Regions from separate parts of the Homo sapiens genome. Here region 1 is linked to region 2. The links are chromatin loops, found by intact Hi-C in ENCODE. Cell type or tissue: mammary epithelial cell. All regions are shown on one strand. Each heading gives the region's core, and the rest is flanking DNA. Links, peaks and the distances in the headings are about the cores only.

Region 1 (16,825 bases), core at 5,244-13,243, 590 kb after region 2:
TCCCATCAACTCTCTGATAATACTGTCCAGATGCCATGACCTCATAAGCAGATGACTCTTATGCTGTATGTCAGTTTCCTTTGAGTGAATGTTTCAGTAATTATGTTGTATTCTGTTAAGGCTCATCATTTGAGATCAGCAAAGTAAGACATCTTCATGGGCAAGAAAGATGATCTTTTCTGAAACCCAAGGTCATTCCCAGAAGGGTGAGTCCTTAGATAGGGACCCAGAACTCAAGGAGAAGCCTCAGGCATGTAAGAGAAAGCTTAGCCTCTCCTTTGCCTTAAGCTTGGTAGTATCCAGACATCTAACATATGATGCTGGGAGGGGGGTTTTAAAGGCCAGAAAAAAAGCAAGAAATCAAATAAAACAGAAATCAAAGAAGGATTTCTTCTTTTTCCTGGGTCCTACATGGATGGGAAAAGATGAGTGAGCTTCAGAAAGCAATGCATGCTTTGAGGGCGAGACTGTGCTGCTTCATGATACTCTGTGTTTACAGCCCTTTGAGCAGCCTCCAGCCCAGTGCTCATCTAGGAGTTGTCAGGAACCACCTGTGTCAGATTATTCTGGAGCACTGGGTAAACATATACATTCTTAAGTTCCACCTCAGATTCACACCTCTCAATCATAATGGAGAGGGAGTTGTAATGTGCATTTTAGTAGGTCCCCTTAAGTTTGAGATTTCCTGGTCTTGACTTCATTGAGGTCTTTGTGAAGTTTAATATGGTCAAACTGCTTCCGCTCACCAAGCAATGTGCCTTCTAGTGTCATACTTGGAGAAACTAGATTTTATTATCACATGTGTTTGTATTTTATTTTATTACTTGGACTCTCTGACATCTCCCTTATTAAAATGTTCCTGTATCATGCAACTAGTCTAGACCAGGGGTTAGCAAACGTTTTCTGTAAATGTTCAGGTAGTAAATATTTTCCACTTTATGGGTTATATAGTCTCTGTTATCACTACTAAACTCTGTTATTGCAATGCAAAAGCAGCCACAGACAATATTTAAACAAATGGACCTGGCTATGTTCCAATGAAACTTTATTTGCAAAAATAGGTGGCTGATAAGATTTGGCCTATGGGCTATAGTTTGCAGACCCCTAATCTAAGCCATTAGACAACTAAATATGTATCACCTTGTATCATTTCCTTGTATGGAACCGCTCTGTCTTGTAATAGTAAAATAGTTACAAAAAAAATGGAATCTCATTCAAGTTATTTTAATGGTTCTCAAACTTGAATGTATATGATAATTCCCTTGAAGGGTTTATTGAAGTATGGATTGCTAGGCCCACCCACAGAATTTCTGACACAGTAGATCTGGAGTAAAGCCCAAGAATTTGCACTTCCAACAAGTTCCCAGATGATACTGATGATGCTGGTCCAGGGACCACATTTTAAGAACCACTGCCTTGAGTAAAGTGGAACAGGTTATTGATAGGATTTATGTGAAAATTAGGAGTTCAGCCATGAGGCCAAGAACACAGGATCAGTTTCGCAAGGGTCCACCCAGAGATTGGAAGGATGTCTTCTGCTGTAGGAACTAAGTTACAATAGGGCTGGTCACCCTTGCCATTATGTGGTTCTCTATCCTATAGATTTCTGCTTCCATTAGAGTAGCTATCTAAAAACTCAAATCTGATCAAATGATTTCTCTCTCTAGATGAACCTTTATTTTTACACATGTTCTTAAAGTCCAAACTTCTTAACCTGACTCGTGGGGCCTTTTATGATCTTCCCACCCACTTTATCACTCTATCCTCATTCCTGCCATCCTCTATTGGTGCACAATAGGGACTCTGGCTTTTTCCTCCAGATATTCTCCATATCATAAAGTATCCCTTGTATAAATATCCATCTGTTCTGTTGACTGTAAGCTTTAAGAGGACTGGGATTATGTGTCTCTTGTTTTATCTCCAGTGTCTAGCACATGAATGAAGAAATGATTATTTCTTCTTCAGATTTGCTACCAGATACAAGGGGAGAGGTGTACTCAGGGACACAGTGAAGGTAAAAGCCTTTTTGGAACTGATGGCTGAGGAATATTTATAGTAATGACACTTAAAAGTGGAGGGGGACCACAATGAGATACCATGTCACATCCACTAGGATGGCACTAATCAAAAAGGCAGATAATAACAAAGTTGGTGAGGTTGTGGAGACACTGGAACCCTCATATAGTGCTGATGGGAACTTAAGATGGTGTTACTTTGGAAAAACAGTTTGGAAGTTCCTCAAAATGTTCAATATGAAATTACGATATGACCCAGTAATTCCACGCCTATGTGCCTATCCAAGAGACATAAAAACACATATTCACGCAAAAACTTGTACTCAAATGTTCATAGCACCATTATTCATAGTAGCCAAAAGGTGTAAACAACTCAAATGTCCATCAACTGATTAATGGATAAACTAAATGTGGTACATTCATACAATGGAATATTATTCAGTCATAAAAAGGAATGAAGTACTGATACCTGCTACAACATAGGTGAATAGGTGAACCTTGAAAACGTTATGCTAAATGAAAGAAGCCACACACAGAAAGCTACATCTTATATAATTCCATTTATGTGAAATGGCTGGAATAGACAAATCTATAAAAACAGAAAGTACAGTAGTGTTTTCCAGGGGTTGAAAGGAAGGGAGAATGGGGAGCAACTGCTATTGGGTATGGGACTTCTTTCTGGTATGATGAAAATGTTCTAAAATTAGATAATGGTGGTAGTTACACAATTGAAAATACACAATAGTGTGTAAATTATATCTTAATAAAGCTGTTTTTAAAAAGTGGATAAGAAATTGCTCAGATAGGTCCTAGAAGAAAGAGTGGAGCCAACTCCACAAACAAAACTTGCTCCTGTATCCACTTTGACAACAAAGTAGAGCTTTGGAACAGCTTGTCTGACAATAGAGCTCATCTGTATATATATATATATATATATGTATATATATATATATATATATATATATACATATATATGTATATATATATACATATATATATACATATATATATATATAAAATATATTATATATCTCCACACAGCTTGAAATATAGTGAGTTAAGTTGTCATTAAAATGTTTTTGACTGACCCAATAAGAGAAATTCTTAATATTCCTTTTTTTCCACAAAAAGCTCAATATCTTGAGTATTTAGCAGAATTTCATGTACCCCATAACTCAATCTATTCTTATTGATGAAAGTAATGAATTTCCTCAAAATGCTAAAATTGCTTCTGTTGAAAAACAAAGCAAAGAACAGCCTAAATTCATTTAGGACATCTATTGAAAGAAGCTCGCATTGTTTACAGATCTGCATCTGCTTTGTACACAAAGAGCTTTTATATCAAGGCCAACTGTTATTGTATTCTCTCTTTATCATGCAACCTTTCCTGAATTCATGGCTCTAAGAAAATGCAGTTTAGCGAATAAATGTAGACTAGCAAGTTCCCTTTATTTCCATTGATGTTGTATGATGCTAAAATTCCCATTAACGTTTTCCCTCATCAGTGATATTACGAACTAATTCTTATCACTTCTCAAAGCAAATAAGGAATGGCTTGTGATCGAAAACATTTTACAGAAATAACACATCCAATTTAGGAAGAAAGACCATTATTGCCATATAGGGATATAAGCATGGAAATAGTCATATTTGGTGAGGATTAAAAGCTTAATCGAATGGAAAAGAAAGAATACAGCAATGTCAATCTGATGTGTGATTCTGAATCTGAAAAGTGACACTAGGATGGAAGAGTTAGAAATTGCTCAGTTGGTTCTCATTGCATGTGAACTAAAAGCCCACAGCTGGACAGTGGTTTATCAATGGTTTAGGGTCATTTGGTCATTTTCCAGCTTGGTCTCCAGCCCCAAGAGACAGGGGTTATGCTGTCTGAGAAGCCTTTATCTCCCAATCAAAACTATCTTTTTTTCTGAAATTCTACCATTACAAAATCATATCGTTAAGTATTTAAGGGTTTGTCTATTAACCAGAATCCTCTATTAAACTGTAAATTGCCCCTGACAGGCTTAGTTGGCAGCCAGTTTTGTCCCAAGGGAACTGGAGCACAGAAAATATGCAAGATCTCAGTTGATTTTAGATTAGATAGTGCTTTCCTCTCAGGCTCTCAAGCTACCCTAACAACCGTTAGATATGCAACCCCTTGCCAACCCTACTCACGGTGGTGAGAGGAAGTCATTTCTGAGGACCCATCTTGCTGGAATTTCCTCAGCCAGACAGTTGTCACAGGTGATAGATGTGACCCAAATGCTCTGGGGTTTGTGTGGTGTGAAGATGAAGAATCTAACCTCTGTTCAGGCGACTGTGACTTAAGGTTCCACCATTGAAGCCAAGGAAATAATTAAGAGTGGCATCTCTTTAAGTTTGATTAGTAATTTATTAAGCAATAACTGACATTTTAAAAGGCCATTTTAAACGTGATTAGAAGCCATATATTCAGGTCTTCCATAAACCTCTCCAGTTCATGCCAAATGAACAGTGACTTAAGCAAAAGTAGTTTATAAGCCTTAAGATTTTATGAACTTTTCTTCTCCAGTCTCTCTTCCTATATTTTGCTCCCTCAGCCTCAATGTATTCCTTCTCTCCACTTTTTCTGTATCTTCCTTTTTCTGGAAGCTGCCTTGGTCATAACTCTTTTCCTGCTTTTTTTCTCCAGTTCTCCTTTTAGCATCCCCTCCCTCTCTGCCTCTTCTTTCTGTCTCTGTTTCCTCACTCTACCTTCTCCTTAAATAACATAATATAAAGCAAATATATTTGTAAAGAGTTGTTCAATGAAGCTTTGTTTCTTTTTCTTAACTTTTGTTTCAGATATTACTGATAAAATATTTTTATTTGTTTTTATAGTTTATGTTACAATTTTCTATCTTTTCATTTATCACAAGCATATTTTTCTTTAAGTCATTTAGCATATTTATAATAATAACTACTTTAAAATTCTTGTTTGTTAATTCTAACATCTGGGTTCTCTTGAGGATATAATTCATTGATTATCTTTTCTTTGAGAGTTATTCACATTTTTCTGCATCTTCATATATTGAGTAATTTTGGATCATATCCTGGACATTGTGAATGTTATGGGGACTGTGGTCTCTGTTATATTCCTCCAAAGATTATTTCTCTTTTTAAAAAGACAATTAAATTGGTTGGACTCAAACTGCAAAGTCTGCTTTTTAGGTGCTAACTCAAATCTCAGTGTAATTTTTTTGTCCCTACCTGGGATACTTTGAGTCTTCCCTGTACATGTGATTCAGGGATCAGATGGAGATTTGGGCAAAATATATACACTGAATTTAGATGCTCTTCTCTAGCCCACTACTTTCTAGGATTTTTGCCTCATTTTCTAATGACTATGGGTTCAGGTTGCCCTGAACCATTCATGCTGGGAAGATTGGATTTTCTATAGGAGTTTCAGCAGCCCCTTGCAGCATCATCTATTGTCTAATCTCAGACTAAACGCTACTATTGTCTAATCTCAGACTAACAGCTGTAAAAATCAGAAGCTCATCCATTTTTTTCCCCCTGCTTCCCTAGATTGACTCCACGGCAGGATCTGCTTATTTTTGCTGCCTTCCAGGGCCTTCAGGTAGTTATTTTCTTTTTGTATTTTGTTCAGACCATGTAGCTGATATCTGTGGCAGAGTTAGTCAAGTAGGAGCTTAGGAGCTTATTCAGCCATACTGGGAGCAGGACTACCTTTTCTTGATTTTTGAAATGATGTGAGTTCAACCTTTCCTGTGGTTTTCTCTAAAAGAATGCTAATTTACATTGCAGGTCACAGCCTTTGATTGATTTTTCTGTGTGGGCCAATGACCTTCAATAGAGACAGAGTTCTATAGCTCAGTCATAGGGAAGGATGTCACATCAAGCTTCATTTCCATTTTTTTCAACAAAATTTACTGTCATCCTGTCATGAGAAAAGCACTAGATTGCCTGTTCTGTTTATCTAGGGGGCATCCTTGAGCTTTGTGGGAAGAGGGCAAACTTGACCTTCAGAAAGATTATATGGCTAAGAGAAAAAAAGTTTTACCCTTAAGAAACACTGATTTCGTATCAGGTGATTATTTTATGGATTCTTTCTTGTTTAACCCTCACAACTCTGCCAGATGGCTATTATTGTCCACTTTTTATGGATGACAGAGGTGAATCTGAAAGGTTGTACAGCTGGTAATTTTTATAGGCTTTTAATTTTAAAAATGAGTTAATACTAAAAGAATTAAATTGGCATATTACTGTGTTCTCAAAAATAATATTAATAATGATAATGATAATACAAATAACAATATCCAAGTGTTACTTTTCCTCCTAGCAAAAAGGGATTGTGACACAGTACAGTCCCTGACTTTTGACTGACAAGGTTCTATAGTGCTAAGTATAGTTTTCTATTAAGATTGAAACCTATGAGAAAAAAGCCGTGGGCTGACCCATCTTCAAAGTGTCCATTTAAGATTATTTTCTGTCAGCCAGGTGGCTAATGGGCTGTGTTAGACAATGGATAGATATTGTATTCTGTCTGAAACCATAGAATTGGAGAAAAAAAGAGCAATTCCGCATTTATTTGGCTTGTCTACTGCCCAGGAGCCCAAGCTACAGAGAACATTTATTTCATTTTAACAAATGGATGGTACCTCCCTATTTTAGGCTGGAAGAAAACCTCTGCTCTGGCCTCAGTGTGAACAGAGGCATTGGTGATGGAATATCCAGTGTGAGTCATTGTCCCCACACTGGGCAAAAAATAGTGAAAGCATTCCGGGGCAATTCTAAGGAAAAATGTTCAGTTAATGGTGGGTTTATCTAATGCTGGATTTGAAAAAAAATATTGACTGCTTCATGTTTTACAGAGGAAACTTGCAGACAAAAGAAAGTAAGCCCCCTATTGAATTTAATAGCGACTCTGATAAGAGATGAGAAGACAAGAAGAGATGTTTAAAGCACAGTTGGAAGAGAAACTAATAAGGCTGATGTAGACAACAGACAGCAACCTCAGCCTGGTCAGTTGGAGATACTGGGAGAGCATTGGTTTTCAGTCCACAACTTACTCGGTCATGAAAGCACTGTGGCCTATAGGGCTGCATGTCTCCCCGAGTTCTGCAACTCACTCTACAGTTAGCCATTTGACCTAGGGGAAGTAATTTCACCTCCTCTGAGTCTCTATTTTCCTGTAAAAGAAGGTGGTTGGGCTGGACATGGTGGCTCACACCTGTAGTCCCAGCTACTTGGGATGCTGAGGCAGGAGGATCACCTGAGCCCAGGAGTTTGAGACCAGCCTGGTCACATAGCGAGATCCCATCTTTTTTTTTTTTTAAGGTGATTGGATTAGGTTATCTTCGAGATCCTTTCTAGCCTTAACTTTTAAACATCCAAGTAGAAGCTTTTCACCCAGGTCTTTTTCCACTCCTTCCAAGAATCAAAGATTCTACATGTGGGAAAGCAAAATGGCATCAGAGTAGATGGGTTACTTGAAACTTTTGAATTAGAATGGAAACAAATCAAAATAAAAGCAGGGCAAATACATCTTTATCACCTGAACTAGAAAATAGATGGCAGGTGATAAATGAATAGATTTTGGACTACTCTCCAACTGTAAACTTTCCTGCACTTTTATGTGAAACTAACAGTTCACTTTAAATATCTACAATGAGTTCTGACAGAGAAGAGCAGGCGGCTCAAATAATGAAGGTCAGCAACTAAAACCCAAATTCTACTGCTTTAGAATGTGCTCAAAGACAGTTTCAGATGCATGAAGAGGAACAAACACATTTGTCCCACTCATGACCCTGCTAGTAGCAGGCTGGGCCAATGGTGGACATGGCTAGAATCCAAAGGTCAAATAGACCCAGAGGGAAGGATACATGGTTTGGGGAGGTCCCAGTGTGACCCTGATGGAATAAGCAGTTCAAGCTTAAAAGCCTAAAGTGCTGAGATCATGAATTGCTTTTGAACCATTATAGCTTTGAGGTGCTTTGGGGTAAAGGAACTGCAAGTACCATAGAAAATAGGTAAGGTTGTTTGTTTCATTGTTTCCTGAGGAAGTGGCATTTTTCAGTACATTTCTAGAAGCCAAACTTTTCCTGTCCCAACTTTTTGGTTTTCTAAAGGATAGATGAATCCTTTCTCCAGCCATATAGCAGGAGTGAATGAAACAAAAATGATTGACTGAAAGAAACCAAGCATATGTGAAAGAAGAAGGAAAAGAAGAAGAGGAGGAGAAAGGAGAAGGGCAAAGTGAGTTAACCCGATGATAGAGCAGCTGTGGGTTTTTAGAGAGGGCAACAAATCCTATTAATGTTCAGGTCTTGAGTTACTGATAGAAGCATTCCCTACTACGCACATGTCTTATTTTTGGTTCTCCCAAAAGCAGATCTTAAGATGAGGATGCAGATCCCATGTAACTCAAGTGAGGGAGTGGGAAAAGTAAGACAGGAAGAAGAGACCAAGTGAAAGATCCCTTTGAGCAACTGGGGCTCAAACTTCTAGGAACCCTCTGAGAAACTGTGTAGAATATATGGATTCGTTCACTAGGGCTGCCATAAGAAATAACCACAAACTTGACAGGTGAGAACAACAGAGATTTATTCTCTCCCAGTTCTTGAGGCCAGAAGTCTGAAATCAAGTTGTTGGCAGAGTTGGCTCTTTCATTCCAAGACTCCCTCCAGAAGCTTCTGGTGGTTGCCAGTATCCCTTGGCATTCCTTGGCTTGTAGCTGCATCACTTCAGTCTTCACCACATAGCCTTCTTTTCTGTGTCTTCTCTCCTTCTCTTCTCTTGTAAAGACACTTGGCATTCTATTTAAGGCCCACCCTAATCTAAGATGATCTAATCTCAAGATCCATAACTTAATTACAACTGCAAAGACCCTTTTACTAAATAAGTTTGCATTTATGGGCTCCAGGTGGACATGTCTTTTGGGAGGCCATCATTAAATCCAGTACATTACCCATTAGAACTGACCTACTGAGGAAGCTCCTGGAGTATGTAGTCTACTGACTCTGATTCCCCCTTGCTTAACAGTTACCCCATGGAAATAAGAAATCCCCATTCCTCTGAGCTGTCCTTACTTGGGCTCCTTTGGTGCTAGTGAAATCCCTGAGATAGAGAAGAAGAGAGACACAGATGCTTGAGGTGGGAAGCAGTTGGAATCACAGTGCATGCACATGGGAACTAACAATAAGGTCCACAGGGAACCATATTGGTGAGCTTGGGGAGGGGATGTGAACAGAGACACCAGTAGTGACTGTTACAAGACATAACAAAATAAAGACACTGCATGGGATGACTGCCAGGTGAATTGATGGGAATGGATAAAGACAATGTGGAAAGCCTGGGGCAAGGCTGGAGACAGCAGAAAGAGACTCAGACACTAGCACAGTGGCAGGACTTGTGCAGACTCAAGTATGCAGTCATGAGTCACTCTGCAGCACAATGCCCACAGAAAGTGGTGAAATGTATACTTGAGGAAACAACCAGCTGCCCTGGAAAAGCCATTCAGAAGGCCCAGGTAGTGTCCACTAGTTGCTGCAGCCTCATTTTCCTTCAAGAATTTTTCAGGTGGGTCTCAAATTCAGAAGTTGGTTAAATCCTTAGAGGTTGGAAGAGGATGTTTCCTGAACATCTGTCATTAGTGAAGACCCCAACCATTGAGCTGGGAACACAAAGACAGATCCCATTCCTGGGAAAGGACAGGGACTAGCAAAAGGCAGACAGGATATTACAATCCCAAACAGATAACCTTGGGTTTAGTATAGGGTTTTGGTGTGGGTAAGGGGAAAGGAAATAAGAAAACAACGAACCAAAAATAAATATGGGGTTCTGGGTAGGATTCCAATTCTGCTGGCTGATTCAAGTGCCTGGAGGAAGAGGAGTCAACACAATGACCCAGAGGCTTTGCGAGCTAATCTGGGCACCAGGTCTAATCGGCATCAAAGATAATTCAAGGAGGGGATGGCTGGGTCCCCTGAATGACAGAATGCCAAGACTCACTGGATTGAAGGACATATTTTCTGAAGCTGTCAGGGCCTTTGCAGACCTGGGCAGGCCTTTATCTGCTGGTGGATCTGACAGTTAGGGGAAACTAGAAAAGGAGGAGGAGGATGGTATTTAAAGCTACCCTGGGCCAGCGCTGTCCAGGCCAAATGAGATTACTTAATTTAACTGCTTAGTTATTTCAGTTTAAATTTTTTCCATATTGTACATAGAGAGTTATTATCCAATAATTCTTTCCATCTTTCAGTTCCAAATTTAAGGATCCTAAAAATGCCTTGTTTATATCAGAAATATCTGATTTGTTGATGGAGATTATGCTAACTGTTGTAAGAAACAAATCTCAACATGTGTGCTACTCAAACATGGTAGATTATTTCTGGCTCACTTAACATCCTAAAACAGGTACTTCTGATTCATGAGAAGTTTCCCTCTAAGTGAATTCAGAGACACAGGCTGTATATTCTGCACCATTTTCGGCACAGGTCTTCCAAAGTCACTCATCTACACCAAGCTAGGATTAGGGGAAACAGCTGAAAGAGTCCCTGTCTTTAGGGACCAGGCCTGAAAGTGACACACATCACTTCCCTACTGGTCCACTGCCTGGAATTTAGTCACATGGCTTCAGCTAACTGCAAGAGAGCCTGAGAAATATAGTAGTGTGCCCAGAAAGAAGAGGAAATTAGGCCTATGAATAGCTAGTTAGTTTTCATCACTCCTGAATAATGAGCATGAGGCCACTACACTAACAAACAAGCAGGAGGGAGAATGGAACCCTGATTGGGTTTACCTGCAGGTAAGACTTGGGAGGGATGGCTTATCTCTACTCCACATGTGATTGGCTAGGTCACTCATGTGGGTGCATCACCTGATGGTACACTGGAAAGTTCAAGATGCCCTCACCCATGTGTCTGGATCCTTGTGCATGTCAGTCCTGCTCCACTTGGTCCCCTTTTTTAGCCTCTCTTTCCAAGTGGGTGGCCTGGACTTCTTTACATAGTGAGTCAAAGTAGCAACTCATACCTATAATCCCAGCACTTTGGGAGGACCAGGTGGAAGGATTGCTTGAGCCCAGAGGTTCAAGACCAGCCTGGATAACATAGTGAGACCCTGTATCTACAACAAATGATAATAATAATAATAATAACAATAATAATAAGCTAGATGTGGTGGTGCATGCATGCATGTAATTCCAGCTACTTGAGAGGAGGTTGAGGTGGGAGTATCATTTGAGCTCAGAAGGTCGAGGCTGCAGTGAGCTGTGATTGTGCCACTGCACTCCATCTTGGGTGACAGAACAAGACCATGTCTCAGAAAAGGGGGGTGCAGCAAGGCAGTAACAGCAGAAGCTGCCAGGTCTCTTAAGGCCTAGGCTTAGAGGTAGCATGGTGTTACTTCCACTGCATTCTGGTGGCCAAAACAAGTCACAGGCCAGTCTGGATTCAAGGGGAGGGGACACAGACTCTCTCTTAATGAGAAGAATGTCATTGTCTAAGTATGTTCAGGCTGCTATAACAAAATATCATAAACTGAGTGGCTTATAAACAACAGACATTATTTCTCACAGTTCTGGAGGTTGGGAAGTCCAAGATCAAAGTTCAGGCAGATTCATCATCTGGTGAGGGCCCATACCTCATAGATGGTGCCTTACTGCTGCATCCTTGTATGATTGAAGGGGAGAATGAACGCCCTGGGGCCTCTTATGAGCACACTAATCCTATTCATAAGGGCTCCAACCTCATGACCTAATCACCTACCAAAGGCCCTACCTCTTAATACCATCACCCTGGGGATTAGGTTTCAATGTGTTACTTTTGGAAGACATAAACATTCAGATCACAGCAGTCATTTGTATACAGGATGGGAGGAATTGTTGGCAGGAATATTCATAGGCACAAGCAGCAGGCAACAGGAGGGCATCCAGGCCTGCAGGCCTCAGAAAGTACAGCAGTGAATGACAGGCGATGTCTTCATATTTGGGAGAAAAGGTGACAAGGATGGCTGTCCGCAAGTGATGTTGGCACAGCCATGGGGACTGGCATTGCACATATTACTTCATTCTCTACAAGGCCTGGTGGGGGAGGGGTCAGATTGGAGGTTTCAAGATTAAGAGCCCCCGTGCATGTGTTCATTCATGCCCCACAAGAAGACTATTACAATAATGTACTTTATTATTATAGTGCATTTATTTTTTTTGTGTTGCTCTCTTTGCTTTTTAAGGTCCTTGAAAGTTGAGATGGTGTCATATTCACTGATATGTCCCTAGCATCTAGTTTAGTCTGTGACATAGTAGATCTTTAACAAATGTTTGTTGAACACTGTATAGGCAAGGCCTGCAGTGTTCAGCATGTTCTTGGCAGGGCTTCCCCTCCATTGGCCTTGACAAGGCCCAAAGTAGACCTGAAGAGGGGCTCCCAGAGTTCTGTGGGCTCCTGGAATTCTTACCCCTTGCCCTTCTATCACAAATCCATATGGGTCCCAAGAACGGACCCACAATTGCAACTACTGATCATCTACTCCCTCCCAAGAGACCATGTGGGCTTGTCCCATCATGCCTCACATCCTGATTTATCTTGGCCACTACCAACTGTCCTATCCCTTCAGGTTTCTCTAAGACCCCTCTTCTCAAATGGTCTGAATGTTCCCCAAGCTGACTTGGGCTCCCAATTCCAACCCGCCCCTCCCCCCCACCCCTCCCCCAGCCACCTGGACACTTCAACTCTGCCCTCTGGAACATGTGATCTTTATCCACATAATAACTTTTATATTTTCAAACTCTTCACTAAACTTAAAGGAAAATAAAATAAAGATCAAACATTGAGCTCTTCGTGAAGAAGTTTCATTGCTAAGGGGTAACGGGATCCAGCATGGAGTCTAGGCTGTGGGAGATGAGGTACAAGGAAAGAGAAATAGGGCAGGTCTTTTAAAGCCAAAAGACTGAGTGTTTCCATCCCATATTAGAAAAGCAAAATCTCTTAGGCTGGTGATGGCTGGGCTCGTTAGACAGATGAGCCCAGGGGAGGAGGGATAGTTTACTGTGCATGCAGGGTGACCGTCTGGGAATCATGCTGTCTGACTGCTTCTGTAGCATATGCCATAAGTCTGGGCTAGGGTTACAGAATCTTATCAGGGCACCATTGGTATCATCAGGCTAGGTGGTCGGGTCAGGGATTGGCAGACTGTTCCTTTCACTTTTTGCCTACCTGAATTCTGTCTGAATCCTGGAGACATTACCTCCCATTCAGCCCTTAGAAGAAGTGGTATTTTCTTACCACCCTGTCACACCCAAACCCCATGAATCCTGGGCTTGGAGAAGGGATGAAGATTTTCCTTGCAGATTATTTTGTCCCTCCTTTATCCCTAAAGCACCCAGATCCCTGGAAGCAATTCTTACAGACCACATTCTGTTATATGGTTTGGAGGCTGAAATGTGACCTCCAATGTCACATTGGAGGTGGACCTAGTGGGAGTTGTTTGAGTCATGAGGGTGGATCTTTCATGAATGATTTGGTGCTGTCATCACGATAATGAGTGAGTTTTCTCTGTGTGAGTTCATGTGAGATCTGATTGTTTAAAAGAGCCTGGCACCTCACCTTTTCTCTCTCTGTCTAGCTTCCCCTCACCATGTGATATGCTGGCTCTCCATCACCTTCTGACATGATTGTAATCTCCCTGAAGCCTCACCAGAAGCCAAGATGCTGGCACCATGCTTATACAGCCTGCAGAACCATGAGCCAAATACATCTCTTTTCTCTATAAATTATCCAGTATCAGGTATTCCTTTATGGCAACACAAAATGGACCAATACACTCCCCATATCCTCTCTCTGCTAGCTCAGGTCATCTGAAAAGTTGACACTAAGACAAGATTAGACATGCAAGAGATTTACTAGAGAAACTACCTGTTGGGGGGAAAAATGGAGAGGGAGCTGGAGGAAGCAGAGAGAGCCTTCACACATGATGCAGGTCTAATTCTGTAGAAGGAAGGGTAACTGGGAAAGTCTGACTTCAGTGCATGTCTAAGAAAGTTTTGGCAAAACTAATGAGGAGTCCTTGGGCCAAAGGGGCAGATCAGAGGAATCCTGCATCTCCCATTGAGGCGCCTGCCCTAGTGTCCCTGCTGTGCTCACTCATGGCTGAGAGCAGCTGGTGGAGGGTGTGGCTTCAATGTGATAATGGATTTCAGAGTGCAGCCACAGGTCAGTTACACTCCTGCCAGTAAGAGGTCTGAGAAGGGCATTCTTGTGGCTGCCACAATCTCCCTATTGCAATCATCTTCTATCAGACACACACCATCACTGCTTTTCACTGAAGATTTTATCACCAGGAACACTATCTTTCTCTCCACCACTACAAATTTCTTAACTCTTTGTCATTTCAACAAACACCTAGAGAGACCTTCCAACATTGTGACCTCTCATTGCCTTGACATCCTCACTTTCTGTGGTCTTTATCATCTCCATCTCAGCTACCTATTGCCAAGGTGGCATTAACAAAACTGCTCCATTCCCAAGCCTTAGTTTCCAGCTTCCCATATTCCCACCTCATATCATCCCAGCTCTCTTTCTCTAGTGTTCTGAAGCCAATCAATCTTGGGCCCCTTTAGGTCCCCAGTCCCGCCATTGCACCAACTTTTCACTGCATCTTACCTCCTTTACTCTCTCCTTATTCTCCTATTTCACCTTAGAGTCCACAGCCCATTCCCATAACCACTTCTTGCACATATTGTCAATTCCTTGTACATTCTCTCAACTCCATTATTTTGCTTGCCCTTGTTAAGCAAGCTGGTGAAAAACACTCAACCATTTCTGACCGGTCTCACTTGAAATTTATGATGGCAGACCTCTAGTGGGACCTCAGTGCAGCCAAGCAATCTTATCGCATTTCCCCAGTCAATTCTCTCTCCTCATTCTCTGAGATGACTATTTCATACTTTTTCACCTTTACTCTAACCTCCAACAATTCCTCCCCCTTCCTTCTTCTCAGCTGATGACCTTCTTCCTTACTTCCCTAAGATGGAAGCAGAGAACTTGCTTCCTTTCCACCACACCATCTGCCTACCTACCCAAATCTATACTCACAAACTCTGCTTTTCCTCCTAATAAAATGGATGAACTTTGTGTTATTATATGCCAGGTTAGCCCCACTAGGTGTGAACTGGATCCCATCCTCTATTGCTTATTCAAGGCCTGGGTCTTGCAGTTATCTCTTCTCTCTCCTGCTTCTTCCGTTTTTCTCTCTTCACTGGATCATTTCCATCAGCATAAAAACATGCTGTAATACCTGCCATTAAAAAATACTTTAGAAACCTCCCTGGTGCACACATCTCTCCAGCCACCATCCATTCTCCTCCCCATCTTTATAGTAAAACTGCTTTTGTCTAAACCTGCCATCTCTACTTCCTCTCCTCCCATGACCCTTGAACCCCCTCCAATCAGGTGTCAGGAAATGAGAACCATTTCTCCAGCCCCCTTGTTGATCTGCAGTAAAAATTTCATAGTGTCAGGCTGCTTCCCTTTCTCCAGTGTTCTTCTGAGTAGATCATCCCGATTTCAGGAGACTCTTTCTGAGTAGAGAATCCGCAGGCTCTAGCATCTACTTGGTTTGGGGCTAGGTTGACCCAGGCACTTCTTTTCTCAAGACCTTTATAATAGGGCACCCAGAGTGTGTACTGATGATGGACTTGATGGAGACCCACTTAGCTTCACCAAGTTCACTCATTCTGAGTCCCCATCTTACCCTGGACATTCCCGTGCTCTGTGTCTGAAACCTCACCCTCCACTCCAGCAATGCAAAAAAAAAAAAAAAAAAAATGTCCTGCTGAAGTTTCTCTGCTCTGAGTTCTCTTCTTTGTTCTAAGTTCTAAGACTTGGGCACCACCCTGAGCCCACAAACGAACACTTGTTCAGACAGCACCTGGCACAAGTTTTACACAGGCTGCCTTCACTTCTCTTTTAAAAAACACAAGGGCTCCCTTTTGGGGATTGTCTTCCCAGCTGTAGGAACTGGAAAGACAAGTACATAAGAAATAGCAAATCAATTAGTACATAAGAAATAGCAAATCAATTAGTACATAAGAAATAGCAAATCAATTAATTTAACAAATACTTGTTAATTAACTGCTCTGTGTTAAGTGCATATTTATATTCGTGATCAAAAGAAGCAAATTCATATCCATATGGATCTTACACTCTAATGCTACCTATCATCTGTTATCTATATATCTATGGAAGCCTACCTGTTATCTATATATCTATGGAAGCCTATATTATAATTTCCTCAAAAAAATCTCAAGCTAAGTGAAGGAAAACATGTCCTATGGCCATGCCCCTTCCCCTTACACCTCAAACCAGCCTTCACATCTATATACCTATTGTCACCCCTCTGTAGAAATGGCCTATTCATTGATGAGCACAAATGGGTCATGATTGCCAGTTCTATACCTTCTTGCATGTGATACTCAACAGGCATCTTATAAGACATAGAGCCATTACCATTAGCTTCACATCACCATTAAGGAATTTCTGGTTCAGAGACGTTAAGAAACTTTCATGAGGTTTATCAGCTATTTAGTGGTTGAGCTGGAGCTTGAAGTTCAGACTTCTACACTCAGATTGGACAGTGTTATAGGCCATATCGGTCATAAAGATTACGAGGTACCTAGAAAAAAATAATGTAAGTGTGCAAGGCCATATCGGTCATAAAGATTACCAGGTACCTAGAAAAATATAATGTAAGTGTGCCAGGTTTGTTTCTGTAGTTATATTGCTTGCATAGAGGTATTTTGTTAGCCTTGTGGTGGCCACAGGGAGTATTAC
Region 2 (16,825 bases), core at 4,355-12,354:
TAAGGGAGAAGAAACCTAAGTCTGTAAGCTTTTAGGGTAATATAAAAGAAATGAGAAACCAATTCAATAGGGCTGACCATTTTTTTCTCTTTTCCCAGTGTGATATACAGAGTACCTAATAACATGTTCAGGAATTTTCTGTGACTCTATTTGTTGAATAATGGAATTAAGTATAAGGTAGAGCTGTGTGGGCCTCATTTGAAGGAGTTTAGTTATTCAAGTAGTAAAAGGCTCTCTTAACAAGGTGGCATTTATTATTATTTTAGCAGCTGTATAGCCCTGATTTTCTGTGACAGGCCAATTTCAAAGATCTTTACCGTGTTCAGATTCTGTTTTTAATTCTGAAAATACTGTCACCATATGGGTCCATTTTTACCACTTCATGGGCCCACAGGACATTAGAGAGTATTCAGTCTCTAGCCAGCCACCTCCTTGAGCCACCCTCCAGCTAAACTCCCCAGGATGAGTACAGAGCCCAGCAGGTGCAGCCCCTTGGTGAATGCTGTTGACCAGTCTTTGGCATCTGAGCTAACAGTTGAATTTGATATTTGCCCCTCTGAGGACCACTGGGCAATTCAAAGAAACAAGTAACTCTAGCACTGGAAGGGCCCTGGGGCTAGTCCTGCCACTTTGTAGATGATGAACTAAGACACAGATATGCAACATGACTGGTGTAAGCTAGTGGTTGCAACTTAGAGAAGGAAGTATTGTTTGCTGGACTTACAGCATGCCTGGAGCCATTTCCTATGAAATGATTAGTTGTTTCACTACACATATGAAGAGACTGTAATAGACCCACAGTCAAAGCTAGAATTTCTGACTTTTCATAGTGCTATTCAAAGCCATTTTCATATTTTCAAAAGCATCTGTGATTTGTTATACCTTGTTAGACAATCTGCATTTTAGACTCTGGCTATCTGATCCCTGATAAAATCCAAATAGAAGCTAGAGTTTGTGACAAATCACTCTAGCTTCATGACCTAGCTCCTGAAACTTGAAGTCTATGAATTGGATCTAGGATGTAATAATATTAAAATACAAAATGTAATCTCAGTGGGCTGTACTGGGTACAAAAATAAAGAGTACCCTGTCTGGTCATTAGTGTATGCAGGATCAATGAATTGTGCTGGTGTTTTGTTTCCCATAAGTCTTTTTTTAAAAAAATAAGATCTTGCTCTGTCACCCAGGCTGGAGTGTGGTGGTACAATCTTAGCTCACTGCAGCCTCGACCTCCTGGGCTCAGGTGATCCTCCCACCTCAGCCTCCCAAGTAGCTGGGACTACAGGCATGTGCTGACACACCTGGCTAATTTTTTTTTTTTTTTAGAGATGGGGTCTCACTATGTTGCCCAGGCTGGTCTTGAACTCCTGGCCTCAAGTGATCCTCCCGCCTTGGCCTCCCAAAGTGCTGGGATTATAGGCACAAGCCACTGTGCTTGGCCTTGTTTCCAATAAATCTTTAAAGGAGAAAATGTCTCTTTCTTCCATGTCCTACTTCTCATATTGGCAGCCACCTTTATAGACTTGTCCACTCTGTTTTGCGTCTCTTTGCTGTCCCCTGTCTTCCAGCATTGTCCTCTCATGTTCTAGTGACAGTCTTCCTCAAGCCTTAGTCCTTGAACTTCCCACCATCTTCTGCTTCTGTTTCCCAAGATTCGTTGTTCCCGCTTAGCTGTCACTTCTGGCCTCAGCCCTCACCTGCAGCTCTGACTTACTCCTAAATTCAAGCCCCACATTCACAACTGCCTTCTGAACATGTTGCCTCTGTGACCTTTGGTCACCCCAAACCCAATAGAAAACAGAGCCTGGACCAGACGGTCTCTGGATTTCTTATTGGTTCTCAGATTCAATTTTAACAAGTCAGCACTTAAGATTATCTCACTCCTCTCCCGCTTCTTAACTTCCCTGTCTCCTTTTAATGATACCACCAACCTGTCAGCCATATAACATGTATTATCTTCCATACACACACACACACACACACACACACACACACACACACCCACAGACGTACACATGTATACATGTACACGAGACAAAAATGGAGTAAAAAGGTTGAATTGGTCAAAATACTTGCCTAGAGAGAGTTCAAAGCACATGTCTTGATAACAGTGGGATCTTCTTATAAAAAGTAAAGCTTTTGTTATGCTAGTGAGCTTATAAATTTTTGCGTGTCTGTGTAAAACTACAAACGCATGTCCTGCTGGGCATTCTTCCTACCCTTTCTTACCCAGGAGCCTCTCGCCACCTGGGAAAGCTGACAGAACAGTGGGCTTCAGGTCCAGAAATGAGCCAACTTTCCTACCCCTGCTGCTGGTGGTTTATCAGATACAGGGAGAATCTTAGAAACTCTCTTTTGTTTGCTTAAAGGCACAGCTATAAATATATTTCAGCGTGACTGAGTGTGTCAAGTTTGAGATTCTGATTTGTTGTATCAGAATGTTAGAGCTGGGAGGGAAGCACTGGCAATCAGGTTTCTCTACTTCCTGATTTTATTGAAGAGTGAGCTGAGGCCCAGAAATATCAGGTGATCTGCCCAAAGTCACACAGCTCATTAATGACAAAACTACAACTGAAGCCCTGGTCTTCTAAACCCCAGCCAAGAGCTCTAACATTTTTAATTCTAATTTTTTTTTTTTTTTGAGATGGAGGTCTTGCTATGCTGCCAAGTCTGGCCTCGAACTCCTGGGCTCAAGTGATCCTCCTGTCTCAGTCTCCTGAGCAGCTGGGATTACAGGCGTGAGCCACCACATTCAGCTAACATTCTTTTTTTCTTTTTCTTTTTCTTTTTTTTTTTTTTTTTTTTTGAGACAGAGTAAAGCTCTGTCACCCAGGCTGGAGTACAGTGGCATGATCTTGGCTCACTGCAACCTCTGCCCTGTGGGTTCAAGTGATTCTCCCGCCTCAGCCTCCCAAGTAGCTGGGATTACAGGCACGCACCACCACAGCCGGCTAATTTTTGTATTTTTAGTAGAGATGGGGTTTCACCATGTTGGCCAGGCTGGTCTCGAACTCCTGGCCTCAAGTGATCCGCCCACCTCTGCCTCTGCCTTCCAAAGTGCTAGGATTACAGGCATGAGTCACCACGTCTGGCCCCAGCTAATGTTCTTTTAAATATATTGAGTCCCTTTCTGCCACTCATCTGGAATGGGTTCTCAAGCCCAGTGAGGAATCCCAATAAATTCTGGTTCTTAGTCTATTTTAAAAACACTAAGTATACATACAATTTGTAATAAAATTTTAAGTTATAAATATAATGGATGCACACTGTTACTTCTTAAAATAAGACCATAACATTATACAAGCTGCTGGTTTCTTTGCTTTTCTGGTCACTTTCTCCACCTCTACCTAATCAGGTCCCAACATTGTGCAAAGACTTCTCCTCCTCTTTGTCCCCTTGGCACACACACTCACATAAGAATCAGCTAAGAGAATAGTTTGTCAGGTACTTTTCCTCTTAAAACCTAACATCTGAGGAACGTGGATTTTAATTATTGATGATGTGTGTGGAGTTTCAGTGTCACGCATTTTCTTCTGAGTTACAGAATCCTCTGGGGGATATTTCACAATACCTTTGTGTGTAGTTGCTATGAAGGAATTAACCTGTAAACCTCTGGGATGATTGAATTGTGGGTCAACTAAAATGCAATCTAGCTAAGACTTCTGCCTACGATCTCGCCTGTGTGTTTCTTTTTGTTGGTTTTTAGATACAGTGCTTTCTATTCCATATGGCTATTTAGTAAGCAGTCTCTTTTTGATAGCTTGTACCTCTGTGATTCAATTTCTGTTGTCTTTTTTTTCTTTAATTGAATGATATAGTAAATATGAACTTGTGCCATCATTAGAATAATGTGCATATATTCACATAGAAGGTGGGGCTTATGAACCTTGTATTAAGGATTTAGTGAGAGGAAATAAGGACTTTGCCCTCTCAGACCTGGCACAGCAGCTGCAGCAGTTTCATCATAAGGTCTGTGGTCTGCACGCACAAAACAGCGTGGGCTCAAGTAAAATGCCTCTGGACAGGTGAGAAGGATGGAAGCCTCTATTTCTGGCACCTCTCTGAAGATCAGGATGCTACAAGATCCACAGAGAGACTTATCAGTATTAGCCAGGTTGACCTGGCAAGAGCAAGGGGAATTGTTTATGTTGGCTACTCGTTCCCCTAATGGCCATTTTAGGATGAAAATAAACCTTAGTAAGTCTGTTTCAGAGCATTTTGGATACCCCTTGGCATATTGCCAAACCTATCTGTAAGTTTTCTTTGAGTATAATTTTAAAGTAATATGTATCATCACACAGAAGCCTTTTCAGTTCTGATCTAACTTTTCTGATGCCATGATTATAGCTTTACTCTGTCTCATCACCAAGCCTAAATTAATAGTAGCTAGTGGTACTTTGCTACCCATAAAATTTGAGCTGTGTTGTAAGCACACAGAAAATGAGATGCCAGGAATAAGCAAGAAAGGGAGAGCCTCAGCCTGGTTACTTCTGATGGAAGGCTGGGCCTGCCATCCTGGCTTGTGGTTGATTTGGGAGCATATAAGGTGGTGCTGGTCCTTCACCAGGCCAGTCATGTAGTTTATCCACGGTCTCCTATCTCTCTCCTCCCCGAACCACAGCGTTGGCTGCTTGCTGGTCAATTCTTCTGAGAAAGAAGCAAAACCTCCATGAGAAAGGTAACATATGCTGATGATTGATTTAGGGATTTGAGGTCTCTGAGGAGCTCAGACACACAATTGCTTTGGTGAACTCCGAACTTACTCATTGCACCTCACAGCAGGAGAGAGATGTTTTAAAAAAAAAAGTCCCTTGCTTTTCAGTTCGAAAGTCATGTTTGAGACATGACTTTCCTGTGGGTGCTTGCAAAAGTACATGTGTGGAGTGAATGTGTGTTGATGAGAGCCAAGAAAAAATTTATACATATGATAGTGGCTTTTGTCTTGGGCTTATCTTTGTATGGTTTTTATCCTTAGTGAGAAACATTTTTATAGCAAGAAGAATGTGATAAAATGCCAGTTAGAGTGTTTTATGGATCTTTAGCCCTTTGCTTGTAGGTGAGTTTTTTCCTTCAACTACCTGGCAATTTCTTTGAACACCCGCCGCACGTCCACCACCAACCACTACTACCACCACATATGGTCTTAGTCACCTAAGGGTATGCCGCAGCCTAACCATTTTCTCCCTTGTCTGTTTAATCTTTTCTTCTTTGTCTTTAGCCTTGTTATTTCCCCAGATTACTGGCCCTTTCTGGTCCAGAGTGGCATTCTTATCATTTCTGATAGTTCTTCACAGAGGTTCAGAGGGTATAGCAAATAGATGGCTAACATGAAACTTCTTCTCCTTTCTTAACTCTACAATTGGTTGCTTATTCATTTGTTAAATGGACAGGTACAGAACATTGACTGTGTGCAAGGTACACAGCTCCCACCCTCAAGAGGTTGTGCTCCTGGATATGCACAGGAGGATGGGTAGGGTACAGAAGGACCATGGTATACTGCAGAGTGACTTTGAGGAGGCTGAGAGGAGTGAGTACAGTGTGTACCATAAGAATTTAGGATATAGAGTGATAGGATGGATAGGTAAGAAGATAGGATGGATAGAATTCTAGGTAAGAGGATCATCATGAACAAAGGTTGGGAACTGCCCAGAGAATAGCTGTTTTCCTGGAACCATATAGAGTGGAGTTCAAGCTTCTGAACAGAGCTGGTTCATCAGGAGTGTTTGAGTATGACAATAGCAATATTGGAGAAGGCCTTCCTCTTCTGGTTATTCTTAGATTCCTAGCACATGAGTGCTGGAAGGGGCGTGTCTAACCCAGTTTCCACGTTATTGAGAGGAACATGAGTCCCTCTAAGGCTTAACCTTGACTTGGTCAAGGTTAGAATGTTGGATGTTTTCTCTCCCATGCAATATGGTGTTCATAGTATTGTGTTTGTTTGCACCCACTGGCAAACTTATAAAGACCACCAAGGTCTTTATAAGGAGTCTTTCTCTGAGAAGTCATTATACAAAAAAGAAACACGTTTATAGCAGCACGATTCGCAATTGCAAAAATATAGAACCAGTCCAAATGCCCATCAATCAATGAGTGGATAAAGAAAATGTGGTGTATACACACACACACACACACACACACACACAGACACACACACACACACACCATGGAATGCTACTAAGCCATAAAAAGGAATGAAGTAATGGCATTTGCAGCAACCTGGATGGAATTGGAGACCATTATTCTAAGTGAAGTAACTCAGAAATGGAAAACCAAACATCGTATGTTCTCACTCATAAGTGGGAGCTAATCTGTGAGAATGCAAAAAGCATAGGAATGATACAATGCACTTTGGGGACTGGGGAGAAAGGATGGGAGCAGGATGAGTGATAAAAGACTACACATTGGGTACAGTGTACACTGCTCAGGTGATGAGTGCACCAAAATCTCAGAAATCACCGCTAAAGAATTTATTCATCTAACCAAACACCACTTGTTCCCCAAAAACCTATTGAAATTAAAAAGTCTTTTTCTGAAAATGGAGTATTTGTGTAATTTACATTTTATGACCATTTTAACAAACTGGTATAGGTTTTGCACTTACATGAGGAGAGGGTTCATATACAAAGCAATGATTGCATTAGGATAAATTATGTTATGAAAGAAAAGGCATTAAAATGATCTTGGTACTGTTTGCCTTAAAATCAGGATTTGTGTTAACTTTGACATACTGCATGTAAGATTTGTTCTGGTAGTAACTGAACTTCATGAAATCACTGGTCACAGAAATGTAAGTTATCAGACTCTCATACTTGATTAGCAGTATACATTTTCATTAAAGCAATCACATTCCAATAAGGACCAGCAATAGCAGTTCACGGAATGCAGCTGCTCAGTTTGTATTTGAAGTGTTCGTGTATCTTTGGGAGCAATACCATGAAGTCACAAGTTTCCGAATGAGGCATATATTCAGCCTAAACACCGACTAGCTTAACTGAATTTTTGCTTTTGTTCAATACATTTACATTGTGATGTTTACAGCTTAGGCTGATAATGCTACAGTGGAAAGTATGGGGGAAATTTCTCTTTGGTCCCATTTTAAATCACCTCGCAGTATTTACCAGATGTAGAAGTTGTGTACGTATGTGGTATCTGATAAGCTCTGTTTTATAAAATACAGGTTCTAAGACCCAGAGAAATGAAAAAAATATATTTTTTTTCTCAATGGAATAGTAAGCATTTACTCTGTGCCTGGCACTGTGCTAGGCATTAGTAAAAGATGGCACAGGCACTGTCCTTTTCTACATAGTGTCCATTGCATTTTTACCCCTAATGACTTGACAGTTGATTCTTAAAATTTGATTTTAGCAGGTAAAAGGCATTTTATGTTTCCGTGTTGGGGAGTATGGCAGAAGAGGCTGCTCAAGGAAAGTACTTTTTTAAACAACCACCGGGTGTCAGCAGAGGACTTAGAACTCTTGGCAACATCTGTGTTCTTGGTTTTCTTGGATTTAATTTGCTAGGCCATCTCCATTGGAATTTTTGAAAGGCAGTCAACCTCCACGGGGCCACTTTCTCCCAAATATTAGTGTCAAACACTTTCACCGCAACACTGCATCACGATTGTTTATCTTTGCCTAATAAAACTAGCACTAGTTCCTCAATCTTTTTCTGATTTAAAACCTTTAATTCTGTCTTTCATGGTGAAGGTTCTACAAAGTAGACAGGCTGCCAGGGTGGGGAAGTGTCACCAAACTCTAGTTGTTTTTACTGACCTCTCCCCCCATACAGGTAAAGCTCACACTTACCTTATGCAGTGAAAAGTACAGGGACCATTCTTCGTCCTGCACACACACACAAAAATCTGATAATGGAGCTTGATGGTTCCAAATTACAGAAAGTATTTTCAGAGTATAAAGGAGAGAGGTCTAAGCATCTTCACTGGCCCAGCCATTTGGTTCATGGTATAGCATATATTTGGTGGTGGTCACAGATATTAGGAACTGTGTATTGATTGACAAGGGAAACCTTGGCAAGGTGGGTATGGATTTGTATCATGCCAATTCTCTCCAGTTTTCTCACCTTGACTCCTCACTTGAGTGAGCAAACTAGACAGGGATCCAAGGCATTTGGTATGAGACATTAGGCTCTAGGGTGGGGCCAAACTGGAGATGGTCTTTCTTGGACACCCAGGTTTCTTTCAAGCTTCATGCGGTATCAGAAGTGGTAGCAGTTACAAGGCTGTCAGTTTGAGTTGCTAAGCTATTGGTGACCTGAAAGACCAGCTTGGGAGATGGTTAGAGACATAAAGCAACCCCAGTGGCTTTAGCAGCTAAAGCTGCCAGGGCGTGTGGCCTGCAGGGGGTGGGGTGTTAGGCATAGTATGCACCCTGGAATCTATCCCATAAAGTAAAGGCCTGATTGATGCAGGGTTCTAGTTTAGACATGCTATAGGGATTTCCTTTGGACTGATCAGTGGGATTTGGCAAATCGCATTACAGCTAATTCCAGGAACTATGCAGATTCTTCTGTTGTTTTATATTGAATAAAATATTAAGACAACACATCAATAGGGATTCAAAAATATTTGGAATATTTTGTTTTTGTGGAAATTTCTGCAATAATAGTCAAAGGGAATCACTGTGTTCCTGAAAACATTGTGCAGGATGTCCATAAAATATACTGTGTACACACATGCCATCAAAGAGGGCAGCTGTCATTCTTCATGGGGTTATACCCAGCTTGGTGTCAGGCAGCAGCTGGGGGAAGGCTCTCAGACCTGTCGTATGATGTGCTTTGTAAACTGCTTTTTAAAAAAGAAGTTCTTTATTGTTGGCTTGACTTCTAATTAACACAATAATTGCATATGGGATTGTGTAAGGGGCACGTTTATTGGGGAAAATAAATGAAGTGTCTTTATGATGATTTTAGTTAACACTCTCTGACATTTCTCGTTGCTCAGGGAATCCTACAGCAAGTACCGTCTTATTCACGGAAACTTGAGTCTTCAAATTTGGCCACATTGCTCTGTGCTGATTCTCACCTCTCTTGGCAATAGCTTCACACTCTCCTCTCCCTCTTTCAGATCACTGGGGTGATCCTGCTGGCTGTTGGAGTCTGGGGCAAACTTACTCTGGGCACCTATATCTCCCTTATTGCCGAGAACTCCACAAATGCTCCCTATGTGCTCATCGGAACTGGCACCACTATTGTTGTCTTTGGCCTGTTTGGATGCTTTGCTACATGTCGTGGTAGCCCATGGATGCTGAAACTGGTGAGTATGTCACAACATAATACTGCTTTCTCAACTATATTTTTGTAAAAATATAAATTACATGGAGGTGAAGTGGTTCGTCTTGAGGTCACAGACAAGACCTTAACAATTTCAGTCCAGACTCTTTCCTAATCCATCCTTTAATCCCCTAGAGGTAAAAACAACCCCAAACACAGCCTGGCACACTAAATCTAGTCCCAGTCCCTCTGGGTAGATGATGACAAAGCAGTGGCCAGTGATTGCAGTAGTCCATTTGTATCCTCATGACAAGATGCCCTGTTTCTTTTCTTTTTTTTTTTTTTCTTTTGAGATGGAGTCTCGCTCTGTTGCCCAGGCTGGAGTTCAATGGCGCAATCTCTGCTCACTGCAAGCTCCACCCCCTGGGTTCATGCCATTCTCCTGCCTCAGCCTCCCAAGTAGCTGGGACTACAGGCGCCCGCCACCACGCCCAGCTAATTTTTTTTGTATTTTTAGTAGAGACGGGGTTTCACCATGTTGGCCAGGATGGTCTTGATCTCCTGACCTCGTGATCCACCTGCCTCGGCCTCCCAAAGTGCTGGGATTACAGGCTTGAGCCATCGTGCCCGGCCTCGCCCTGTTTCAATTTTGAACTATATCTTAGAAGTCTCCTTAAGCATGTGATATGCAGCTTTGGTGGCAAGGCAGCATCCTGAACATAAGCAGACTTTCACCTCCAAGTTCCTATTGGAGAAATACTTTCCACCTCCTTGAGCCTGGCCATGCATGGATGCATGTGTGTGGTCTTCTCTGAACCTGTACTCCCTGTCTCAGTGCTATGAGAGTTGAGCTAAGCCAGAGCCTGCCACCCAGAGGACTTATGCAGTGTCAAGTGTTGGCTACCAGGACCAGTGCAGGGTGCATACTCTCATGGGACAGATAAAGCAGTGATGCTTCCCAGATGATAAGGGCAGACTATTGAAAGGCTATTACTGTGATTTTTAACTTTTAGGTACAGCAGTTAACTAATTCTCTATTCACTGTTCATGTTCTTCACTGATGGGGATTAATGGTAAAGGATTTTATAGATAAAAATTAGCAAGGACCTGTCCTCAAAATAAAATTTTGTTTAAAAATATTTATTTCAGGCATCTTACTCCGTGAAGGGAGAAGCAAAGATTCCATCAGGGCCATGTTGCCTGTCCCTGTGTAGCCCTAGGTTGTAGTAACATTTAATACCATCTAGTGATATATGTGGGTGTGAGAGTGGTTCATTCCAAAGGAACCATCTTCCCAACTGGCACTGGGCAGTCAGTCTCTGTTGTCAACCTCATAGAAGTGGTGCTTGACTTTGCCATTTTCTATCCTGCAGACCATACAGGAGGCTGATGCCTCAGCCGCCACTGATTCTTCAGGTTGATGGGCAAGCCATAATGAGGCCCATCCTGATTATGGGCCAGGCTTCTGCTGCTGTCACCTGGCACTCTATTCTAACACCCTGAGTCTACCTTCTAGTACTTCTCATAAACACTAGGGTTTCTTTTGGTCTAGTGCCATAGTCCTCAACTCCAGATACATGATTAAATCACCTGGGAAGCCATTTGCAAAAACCTTTGCCAGCATCCCACCACTAGCTGGTTGAAGTAGACTCCTCAGTGGTGGTGAGGCCCTGGCATCTTATTTTCTAAAAAGCTCTCCAGAGGATTCAATCTTGTAGCCAGTATTGAGAACCTTTTGTTTAGCACAATGAGTAGCAAGGGGAGAATTAACTTCAAAAGCAGAGAAAAGAAAAAATTCTAAAAAACCATCCATTCAAACAAGAAGGGAAGTGATGTGGTGTTGAGACCTGACTGATTCCAACTAACTGTTTAAAGTCTTTAGCGGCAAGGATGTAACCTCCTTGGACCTTTGTCTCCAATTGTAACAAAATAGAATTGGACTAAATCACCAAAGTTTCTCCCGGCCCAAATACTATGACTGGAGAGGGGTGGGAGAGGTGATATTTTTATGTTCTAATTCTCAATTTGCTTGTGGGGCAGAAGTATCCCATAGCTGAGTATAATGTCATAAAATAGGATATGTGTATAAACAATGGAATAGTTAGTTCTGGCCTCTTCTGGAGGTGGCTTCACACCACACTACCATTTTCTTCTCCTAACACAAGTTCACTGGCAGGTGAGCATTTTGGGAAGTAGAGAAGTTTTTTGGTTTGGGGCTTAATTTGGGTCTTTAAAAATGTCTTTTAGATCAAATTTTAGATTCTACATATGTGTAAGATCAGGCAGTTATTAGTCTTTTCTTTCCCTGACTTATTTCACTTAATCCTCTAGATTCATTCATGTTGTCGCAAGTGACAGGATTTCATTCTTGTTTATGGCCAAATAGTATTCCATTGTGTATAGACACATTGTGTCCAGTGTGTATGGACACTTAGGTTGGCTATTGTCAATAGTGCTGCAATATACATGGGGGCGTGGCTATCTCCTCAACATATTGATTTCATTTTCTTTGGGTATATACCCCGCAGTAGGATTGCTGGATCATATGGTAGTTCTACTTTTAATTTTTTGAGGAACCTCTACTCTGTTATCCATAGTGGTTGTACTAATTTACATTCCAATCAGCAGTGTATAAGAGTTCTCCCTTTTCCACATCCTCATCAGCATTTATTTTTTTTTTTGTCTAGAGACAGGGGAGGAGGGAGAAGCAGAGGTTGGCCAATGGGTACAAAGTCACAGCTAGATAGGAGGAATTATCTGGTGTTTTATTGCATAGTAGGGTAACTATAGTTAATGTATTACATATTTAGCAATAGCTAGAAGAGAGGATTTAGAATGTTCCCACCACAAAGAAATATTTTAGGTAATGGATATGCTAACTACTCTGATTTGATCATTACACAGAGTATGCATGTATCAAAACATCATACTGTACCCCATAAATATGTACAATTATTATATGTTAGTTAAAAACAATAAAATTTTTAAAATATGATTTGGTCCTTTTATGTGATAGAGGCTATACTGGGTGCGTATGATATTTTATTTTTCTCCTCACTACCACCATGCAGTGTAGGTTATATTTTCATATAATGTGATAGGAACTTGGGGGTTTAGATAACCCACCCAAATTCACACAGCTAATGTATGGAAGGCTGGGATTTGAACCCTTGTATGTTTCCTTCCAAAGCTAGGACTATTTCAACTCCAATGTTTACATTTGGGAAAAAAGCTCTAACCCCTACTGACCTGTATTTAGTACAAGCTCGTCCCAATAGGCTTTTGGCAAATGCTTTCTGTAGGTAAAACGGCCACTCTCTGAAAGCTCCTAGAGGCAGGAAACTTGCCAGACACAGAAAACTGCTGATTCGGCTGATGAGAGCGGAAGTCACTTGATTAACTGTCAGTCTAGAATTTTGCAGTCCTTATATAACCTCATTAATTGCAAAACAACTGAAAATAACTATGTCTACTTTATGGAAGCCCAGAGAGGCTGCCTCCTTTCTAAGAGGTAGTTCATAACAAGATAGGATTCAAACCTAGGAGGACTTCTGACTACAGAGATAAATGCCCTTTCTTCCACCTGCCTGCTAACAGTTATTTTCCCACCCAACTTTCTGGAAGAGTCTAGGCTTATCCCATCAGCAAAATGGGAGAGTCTCACATCAAACTCTGCTTTGAATTGCATTTTGTATGAAGTTGGGAAAGAAGTCATGTACATGGGGCATTCTCATAACTACATGTTTAGTATTTGAGTGGCTGTGCTTTCTAGAGAATTTTGTTAATATTTAGAAAGAAATTAATATTTTAAGCCAACATTTCCTTTTTCGATATATGTGCCACTAGATGAGAAAAAAAAATTATGACTCAGCATACATATGTATACTTTATGAGACATGTGTATACTTTACAGGTAAGTAATGTGGCCACATGCAATCTATCCAAATTCCACAGCATTGTTTAGGGCCATTGCAAATGTTCAAAACCATTATATTTCATTTTGAAATAAGAAGCAGATTGTAAGACATGTGCCTTGTAGGTAAGGAATCAATTCTTGTTTTTATCTGCCTTTCAAAGTTATCCTTAATGTTTCGTAAATACCATGTACTACCCTTGAATTTAGGCGTGCTTGCATGTGCATGCACATGCAAAAAACTTGAGAAGTATCAGCAGCATGAGATGAAAAGCACTAAAGGCGTTAGATGCTTGCAAATGTCATTAGTAGTATAGTGCATTTACTTTTTGAAAGGCTTTAAACTCCACGCAGCATCCCGAACAAGAAAGGCAGGCAACTCCACAGGAAAGCTGCAGTGGCTACTGTGTCCAGTGATGACCACCAATCTGAAGAGGAACATCATCTTGCACACGTTTGGCTTCTTGGGCCCAGATGGGAGGGATACAATTCCAAATGAAGCAGTTTTGTAACTGTTTCATCTGAGATGTGGTTGAGACTACTGGAGGCGTTTGCCTAGGCAGCAGGTTCTCATCCTGGCCGTGTTCACAAACATGATGGGCTAGCGTTAGAGAAAAGACATTGGGCTGGTTCTTATTTCTTCTGAAAGCAGCACCAATGCCAGTGAGTGGAAGTTAGAAGTAGGCAGACTTGTGGCCAAAGGGAAAGGAAGTCTTTCCAACAATTGGAACAGTTTCAAAATGGAATGGGCCGCAGGGAATTGGCTTGCAGACCGTCGTGAGGAAGTTGGTAAAAAAGGACCCCCAGACAGGGCAGAATGTGTCCTGTGACCTTCAGAGCAGTTTGGTTTTTTTCTAGCTCAAAGATTCTAGTGTAACAAATAGTGGATACCTTAGTTGTGAAAGTTCCTTCCAGATTTCTCCAGGTGAGCCAAGCTGATAGGCACAATGCCAGTCTCTCAGTGAATTCTCCCCAGCCTGTGTACTCCAAAATGCATATGCATATTAAACACACATTCCTAGATTGAGGCTTATGTGGGTAAATTTAGAGACGAATGTTTTATATTTTTTTCTAAACTTTGTCTAGGGAGTGTGAGGACTTGTCTAATTCCCGCTGATTGAAAGTAACCTACCCTGAAGAAGCCCTCTTCTTAATCCTGATGTATCTGACTTTGTCTTTGTGTGCTTAATTTTCAGTATGCCATGTTTCTGTCCCTGGTGTTCCTGGCTGAGCTCGTAGCTGGCATTTCAGGGTTTGTGTTTCGTCATGAGGTGAGTATACACAAAATGCAGAACTCAGTTAAGGGGTGTTTGGGAGGAGGATTCTTGAAACCTCTTGAAATGTGTAAAGGGTGCATATAGGCTAGCTGTTTTCCTCAGTGGTGTTGTTGTTTTCCAAAGATCATGTCATATGACCTGAAATTTTCATGAAATTCTAAATGTGGGAATTCCACCAAGCTTGAAACCTTCATTGTTGATCTTCACTGTTTCTCTGTGTAGCCATTGCATAAAATGATTCTCTCCCGTTATAAAGCAGTGACCTTCAATATGGATTTCATACTCCTTAAAAATAGCTGCTTCAGGCTGGGCATGGTGGCTCATATCTGCAATACCAGAGCTTTGCAAGGCCTGGGGCAGGAGGATCTCTTGAGGCCAGAAGTTCAAGAGCAGCCTGGGCAACATAGTGAGAACCCCATCTCTAAAAAATAAAAAAAATAAATTAGCTGGGTGTGGTGGCTTGCTTCTATAGTCCCAGCTACTTAGGAGGCTGAGGAGGGAGGATCACTTGAGCTTGGGAGGTCGAGGCTGCAGTGAGCTAATATCACACTGCTGTACTCCAGCCTGGGCAAGAGAGTGAGATCCTGTCTCTATTTTTTGTTTTTAAAAATAGCTGCTTCAGTAAGGCACAAGTGTATATCTGTATAACAAGATTTCTAAGACTATAAAGGCAAGCCAAACTAATTGTCTTGCTGCCTCAAAATTTTATCATTGACTCTCCATAAATAATAGTAAAGCCAGAAGTAGATACACATGTGTTAAAAAGAAAAAGAAAAAAAATATATACAGGTGGAAAACAGAGAGTGTTACTGTGGGTCTCGAAAGGCTGGCATCATCTGTTCCCAGGCCCTGTTTTTTTTTTTAATTTTTTTAAAAAATTTTTCATTAACCCATCTTGCTGCACACTTAAAGATCCCACTATTGTGCTTGGCCAAGTTCAGTTCCCCCTGAGCTTGACTGTATGCTCTCTGCTCCCCTACTGCCTTGTTTTTCCCCTTTACCAAAGACAGTATCCCAGATGCCAAAGCTGATTCCCAGAACCCAGTTTGTATGGGTGCTGCATTTGGAATTAGAACCCCATTCATAGTCTCTAGTGAAGTGAGACCTGATGAAGTTTCAGCCTCAACAGCCCTAATAAGTGCCCCTCGTGCATGTATGAACACCAGGAGCAGCCTGGCTTGTTCCTACCTGAGCCTCTTGTTTGTTGCTGGGAGTGCGCTCTGTGGAGAGGTTTTTCTCTTAATGGTGCTTGCTGCCTAGGGCCTGGAAATCCTCATGTACCTAATCTCTTTTGGCTGAAACCCTGAGGGCTGTTGTGGGAGGAAGGTACAATGCCACTCTGACCACCAGCGCTGGTCTTGAGTTTGGCTAGTCAAACTCACATGATGACAATAGGTCTCATTTAGTGCCATTTAACAAAAGCAGAAAGATATAACAAAGGAAGCACAGTTTGCCTGCTAGGCAGTAGTGGGCTTGTTTCTCCACCATGAGTCCTCAAAATAGTCTAGTGCCTATTCTGTGTACAGTCCCCCATCCTAAGAGACAGCTTAAGTGTAGCGAAATGAGATGACACAGCTGGGTGTGGTAGCCACCTTAGCTTAGAAGCTGCATGTAACTGGTATCTCTATCTCTTGTAACTGTCCCATGGACATAGTTTACAGCATTTTAGCAAAGAATATGCCTAGTTAGGAGAGTCACCATACTTAGCCCTAAGCTTCCCACCAAGTAGTTATTGTCATTTGCTGTCCTCCCAATCTGGAGGCATTTTACCAATTGGGGGTCAGTTTTATCAATAAACTCAGTGGCCTGGTAACACATTCGACATTCCACCTTCATCAGGTTTCCAGGGAAACAGAGCTTGAAAGTTACCCCAAAGTCAAATGTGGTAACAGAAAAGGTTTTGTTAACTTTTTTTTTTTTTTTTTTTTTGAGACAGAGCCTTGCTCTGTTGCCAAGGCTGGAGTGCTGTGGCACAATCTCTGCTTACTGCAACCTCTGCCTCCTGGGTTCAAGCGATTCTCTTGACTCAGCCACCCAAGTAGCTGGGATTACTGGCGCCTGCCACCATGCCTGACTAATTTTTTTTTTGTATTTTTAGTAGAGACTGGGTTTTGCCATCTTGGCCAGGCTGGTCTTGAACTCCTGACCTCAAGTTATCTGCCCATGTCGGCCTCCCAAAGCACTGGGATTACAGGCATGAGCCACTGCACCTAGCCAACCTTTTTAAGTTCTTGTCCTTTATTATCTTTTTTTTTTAATTTGCCTCAATAAAGACAGGTAAGTGAAAGTTGGTTTTGCCTCACTCCTATGGTAAAACAGGGATCAGTTTTTGACCAAAACATCAGTCATCCTGTCCACCCAAGTGGTTTGTCTTTTATGAGCCTCCTGTGTAAGGGCAGAGAAAGTT

Evidence for each region. Hi-C counts contacts between places; a loop is a spot of excess contacts. Peaks named below come from ENCODE experiments on the same cell type or tissue, not always from the same donor. Only the 100,000 strongest peaks of a DNase experiment are listed, where the experiment ranks them.
Region 1: it touches region 2 in a loop (8-fold over the local background); 4 of 110 quality-filtered maps call a loop at or near these places.

What each region holds. Positions count from the first base shown.
Region 1 is chrX:39,244,339-39,261,163 of GRCh38, forward strand. All of the region lies in intron 2 of LOC105373175 (a long non-coding RNA gene), which reads right to left. Among named protein-coding and RNA genes, the nearest start is that of LINC01281, 75 kb to the right of the region's middle. In mammary epithelial cell, for the core only: no CTCF peak of the experiment used is centred there; a DNase peak (open chromatin) is centred at 9,423.
Region 2 is chrX:38,657,039-38,673,863 of GRCh38, forward strand. TSPAN7 (tetraspanin 7) reads left to right here. Exons shown (of 8, transcript NM_004615.4): 2 at 9,083-9,271; 3 at 14,338-14,412. Among named protein-coding and RNA genes, the nearest start is that of TSPAN7, 100 kb to the left of the region's middle. RefSeq lists a silencer at 708-757. In mammary epithelial cell, for the core only: a CTCF peak has its summit at 7,441 (motif pointing right); no DNase peak of the experiment used is centred there.